2 separate regions of the Homo sapiens genome follow, and region 2 is linked to region 1. Evidence: chromatin loops called from intact Hi-C (ENCODE). Cell type or tissue: endothelial cell of umbilical vein. All regions are shown on one strand. Each heading gives the region's core, and the rest is flanking DNA. Links, peaks and the distances in the headings are about the cores only.

Region 1 (2,821 bases), core at 46-2,545:
ATAAAAATAAATTATTTGATTTATAAAAGTAACAGCAACAGTTACTATCTAATGTGTATTTACCATTAAGGTTTGAGAGTTTGAGAGCATTGCCTTATGGTTTCTGTTCTATCTAAACAACTTTAGGTACTTTAAAAAATCATTTAATTATTATATTTTATTTCTGATCATTTTCCTTCTTTTTTCAAAAGATTAAAAAATTTTAAAAATTGGCACATAATTGTGTATATTTATGGGGTACCTAGTGATATGTGTATCATATAGTGATCGTATCAGAGTAAGTAGCATGTCCATCATCTCAAATATTTATCTTTTTTTGTGTTGGGAATATTCAGTAAAAGGTGCTTTCTTTTTTAAACTTTCTTTTGAATGTAGATGTATATCTCTTTTAAAAATTTGTTTACAGTTAAAGAAACTAGTCTGAACATGGATGGACTTTTAGGGTGCCTATGATCTCTCAGCAGGTCTATATGATTGAATTTGTTTAAAATTTACTGAATTGGTTTAAAATTAGTTTAAAAATTACTGAATTTGTTTATAAGTTGCTCAACTTGTTTCTGGGTGAGTAGTTGTATAGTTATATATAGAGTTGCATAGTTATATACTTGTATGATATCCATATAGAACAGTTTGGTAGCCTGCTGAAGATGTTAAAGATCATTTCAGTTGAAATGTATTTGGCCTGAATTTGTGACAACTTCTTTTTAAATTATGAATTAGAGGAGCTTTTGCTATTTAAAAAAGAAAAAGAAAAGCACTTTTTCTGTATAAGAAGGTTAAAATGTCTAGATAGATGATACACTAAAAGCTCTTAAATATTTGAATTGGGTGGAATATGACCATATAAAACTCAGGTCTGCAGTCCACTCAGGTTACTAAAGATAAATGCATCATACATTCAGTATAGACTATGCCGCAAGGTTTCATTCCCACATGGAAGTACGCATGCTCGTTTCTCCTGAGACTGCATAAAGTCTGAACATTCCAGTTTCCCTTTTAAGTCACTTCATAGCCCTAGCAGCAGTTTAGAAATGCAAAAGTTTGGTTGCTTTAAAGAATAGTTCTTGAGTGGATTCTTAATTAAGTACAATAATATTTTCTCTTTGATTTTAAAGAGCTTTACTGCCCAGAATGGATACACAATAAAATTTTGAAAGGAAAAAGAAAGTTAGCTGTATCCCAGTTTTCTAAACCCTGGCAAGCTGGCAGAGCTAGAATTAGCTTTACAGATGGCATTTGGCAACATATCTACATATCTCTAAGCCCTCAACTCCTGCGTTTTGTTATGCCTGTCTATCAATTACAATATCCAATCACTGCTCAGAGATGGAGAAATGGGACGATCACAGCTCACACGATGCTGTTTTGTTAGAAACGTCAGTGCTGCACAACCCACGGCTGAGTCAGTGTCTGTGAGAAAATAAACTGAATTAATATGTAGAGGGGGTTGTATCTCTGAATATTTAAAGCCTAAATATTGCAACAGCATTATTACACAGTAGAGGGAGGAAGCTAAAGGAAGTCTATGGACAGGTGAGGTAGGGGGAGACTGGGGAATTTTCTGATTGTTCAGAGGAATCTTGAAGATGATGGAAATATCAGATGTGCTAAAGTTTCCTAGTAATGCCCAAGGATGCTGACCTGGCTTTCAGTGCTTCATTGTTTGAAAGAGCAGAGTCCCTTTATACTCTGATTTCAAAATTTTTTTCTTGTTTTTGTGTGTCTACCTTGGCATATACTAAAGGAAGGTGTGTATTCATTTATTACATGATATCTCTGGGTTATAATTATTTACATATATGAATTTGAAAGAAAGATTGAGAGGGATATGTGTGACCTTTGTTTCATTATGATCATTTACATGACTAAAGATAAAGATCATATGTCTGATTTTCAGTTTAATGGCAAGTTACTTAAAATAAATGAAATATGTTTTTATTGTTTTCGTGGGTTTGATGCTTTGTGTTTTATTTCAAGTAACTTGAGAATGCATTGTGTTTGGTACTGTTTTTTATGAATATCATTAAAAATTTATTTAAGGAGAGAGTAATTTTGCAATAATATTTTTGATTTATTTGAAAATAAAATTCAAGATAAATGAAATAATTGAAATTTTCTAAAGAAGGAATTGAATATATTTTTACATTTGAATGAACTAAGGATTAACTGAACCATTTATATATAGTACTTTACAGAACTGAATGTACTTAAATGATAAAGCTCTAATTGGTTAAAGTGACTTTCTTTCAAGTCAAAGAACCCAGAAACTGAATAGATGATCTAACTACTGCCACTGAGGTTTTGGATTAGTGAGTATAAATTTTCAACCAGACAAAATTTCTAAATAAGGATAATGGTTTTTCCTGTGAGATTTTAAATCTTAACAGGTGATATTGCTCACTTTATTAGGAAATTTTACAACAATTTAAAACATTTTGACTAATGGTTTTTTTCCTTCTCTCTTTATTACCCTTATCCTGCTGATCCTTAATTTTTTTGGACATTTGGGATATACAGCATTTTACATTTACTTTGTTTTTAATGTATTTATATGGTTTATAACATTCTTTCCTTGAAGTGTCAGGAAGTTCTTTTAATTTCCCCCATTTAATTTCTAAAAGTTTGAATGGTCATCTTATGGTTGTCATGACTTATTTATATAGTTCTGTTCGTGGTATCTTGTATTGACTTTTTTTGTGGTTTAGGGTCCAGAAATGTTTTTGTCAGCTTATTAAATAGAGTTATAAAAGCAGAATCTCAAGCTAGACCTTTTAATCTTATACTTTATAGGATACTTTCCCCAGGTTGTGCTGATTCTTTT
Region 2 (2,821 bases), core at 78-2,577, 330 kb after region 1:
CAGGGTTGCCCCTCTCCTAGCTTCTGGTGGTTTTCTGGCAGTCTTTGACATTCTTTGGCTTGTAGAAGCATCACCGTGCACTCAGCCTTCATCTTCACATAACACTGTCTGTTTGTGTGTGTGTGTGTGTTTGTGTCCAAATTCCCTCTTTTTCTAAAGATACTAGTCATATTGGATTGGGGTCCACCCTACTCCAGTACGACTTGATCTTGAGTGCTTACATCTGCACTGACCCTATTTCCAAATAAGGTCGCATTCTAAGGCACTGCACCTTAGGGCTTCAACTATGAATTTTGGGGGAACACAACCATAACTGAGAGCTTTTGAGCATTTGGTAAAACAACCAGTCATTTCTAGAAACCAATCTGAGCACACTAAGAACAAACTGTCAATCTAAGCAGATTGCCTACTGTCGGGGCTCAGAACACGATACCCCAAAGTACGGTGCCTTTGGGTCTTCATTTCTGAATCCTCTTGTATCACATAAAACTTTGATTAAGCAAATCTGTCACGCTTTTCTCTTGTTAACCCGTTTTTTGTTGTAGGAGCATCGGCCATGGCCCTGACTATGGGAAGGAAAGGTATCACACTTTTTCTGCCCCCACCCACTGTCCCAGGGTTAAAGATGAGTAACTAGATTTACATGACAGAAGGAAAGGGGCCAAAGACCAAGACCACACCAAAGGGTGATGTATGTTTGTCTACTTAACTGTAAGGTCTAATTTCTCATGTGTTTCAGGATCTCTAAAATCCAGAAGTGAAATATCTTGGCAAGAAAATTAAGCCCCAAGTGGCTTCAACATTTGGCCTGGTGGTCAAGGAACTGTCATAGTTACTGGGATAACAACCATTATACATCCAGGGAGGCTGTTCTCAGAATCTTTCATAATTAAATCTCTAAAGCTGGGAAAACAATCTCCTATCACTTTCTTTGTCATCATACCACTTCCTTTTAATTTCCAAGCCTCATTTGCACTTCTTCCCACAGTGTCTCTCTGAGCGACAGCAAATCTCTGCGTTGGCCAGGAATAACAGTGCAAAGCAGTGTGGGTGGCAGGGCCCTAACACCCAAGCCTGAGCCTCCATTTCCCGCCATTGTTCCCTCAGTCAGGCTGGGGCTGTCCTGGGGAGAGTTTTTCCAGATAAAACTGTCCTGGTTGGCTGCCAGTGATTCAGACAGGTTCACAGCCTCAAACCTCCTGATGGGTAAGCAGTGATTCAGACTCCAATCCTGCTTCATCTCTCAGGCTTATCGCTTATCTCCAGCTGCCAGGAGACAGACAATGGGGGCAGAGAGGCATTTTGGCTGAGCCAGGCCTCAGGTAGCCCCAAGGGATTTGAGAGGCCTCCAGACAAGCAGACTCAGGCACTCTCACCAGGTCACTCTCTATTTAAAAAACACAAAGTCTATGAGTTCCCTTGAGAATATAGCATTTCCTGCGACCTATGACAGCAAAAATGGACATTTCTATATCTGTTGATTCATTCCTTCTTCAGAGCTGCTGTTTCAAGTAACCCAGGACTTTGGGTGAAAGTATTTAGGGCAGTCGGGACTCCAAAGGACCTTGCAAAAGGTGAATTCTTGTCCCGCCCCTTCCCAACTTCATTTGACTTTAAAAGTAACCCTAATACTCTCATAGTAAAACTGGCGAAATCTAAATAAACTCTGGATTGTACCAATGTCAGTTCCCTAGTTTTGATGCTGTGCTGTAGTTATGCAATATGTTACTACTGGGGATATTGAATGAAGGCTACTTTTTTTTTTTTTTTGCAACTTTCTGTGAATTTGTAATTATTTTAAAGTAAAGCTTTTTTTTTAAGTGATCTTAATGGCTCCCCCAAACCCAGTCACTATATCTTGTCTTTGAAAAAGTCACATAGCAGAATTGCTGAAAGTATAGGCTTTAGGCCAGACAGACCTCAATGCAAAAGCAGCCTTCACCTCTTGGGCAAATTACTTAATCTCTTTGAGCTTCAGTTTTCTTATCTAGAAGATGAATCTGATTGCTTCCCTGATGAGTGAGTATGAGGTGGGTATGAGGACTAATGAAGTAACTCATGGAAAGCACCTGACAGAGTGGATGATAAGCACTCCCTTTAAAACTGTAATCTATTTATTTATTTATTTTGTTTTTTGAGATATGGAGTCTTGCTCTGTTGCCCAGACTGGAGTGCAATAGCATGATCTCAGTTCACTGCAACGTCTGCCTCCCAGGTTCAAGCGATTCTCCTGTCTCAGCCTCCTGAGTAGCTGGGATTACAGGTGTGTGCCACCATGCCCAGCTAATTTTTGTATTTTTAGTAGAGATGGGGTTGCACTATGTTGGCCAGGCTGGTCTCGAACTCCTGATCTCAAGTGATCTGCCTGCCTCGGCCTCCCAAAGTGCTAGGATTATAGGTTTGAGCCACCATGCCAGGCTAAAACTGTAATCTATTGAATAGAGGAGCCTGTATGTGTTTCCAACAGAGGGTCACAGGCTCAGAAAGTCATGTGTGTAGCTGAAAGAATTTTTTTAGTGGCCTCAGTGAGTCAAAAGGGTCCACACCTGGACATGATTCAAGTATGAGTCAAATGCCTATGGAGGAATTATTTGAATTCTGTCCTAATTTCTTTTTCCCTATAAATTGTCCACATTCCCAAGTTTTCTAATGTGGAACTAGACTAAACCATTGACATGACAGAAGCAGAAGCATTCCATTTCCAATCCTAATAGGAATGGCTCAAGCCTTCCAGCCAGGTGCCTGGGGCAGGGGTGGGACAGGAGGCAGAAGAGGTTGAAAAGTATTGGGTGTATTGTCCCCTAACTCATGGGTGGGAGCT

What was found. Peaks named below come from ENCODE experiments on the same cell type or tissue, not always from the same donor. Only the 100,000 strongest peaks of a DNase experiment are listed, where the experiment ranks them.
Region 2: a loop joins it to region 1, with 2.5 times the contacts of the local background. A loop is called at or near these places in 1 of 110 quality-filtered maps.

Annotation. Positions count from the first base shown.
Region 1 is chr11:13,438,811-13,441,631 of GRCh38, reverse strand. All of the region lies in intron 2 of BTBD10 (BTB domain containing 10), which reads left to right. Among named protein-coding and RNA genes, the nearest start is that of BTBD10, 23 kb to the left of the region's middle. In endothelial cell of umbilical vein, for the core only: no CTCF peak of the experiment used is centred there; a DNase peak (open chromatin) is centred at 1,321; H3K27ac peaks cover 1,034 bases.
Region 2 is chr11:13,109,539-13,112,359 of GRCh38, reverse strand. It overlaps LOC105376558 (a long non-coding RNA gene), which reads left to right. Exons shown (of 3, transcript XR_931043.1): 2 at 546-581; 3 at 740-857. Among named protein-coding and RNA genes, the nearest start is that of RASSF10, 100 kb to the right of the region's middle. RefSeq lists an enhancer at 630-1,130. In endothelial cell of umbilical vein, for the core only: no CTCF peak of the experiment used is centred there; a DNase peak (open chromatin) is centred at 1,119; H3K27ac peaks cover 1,477 bases.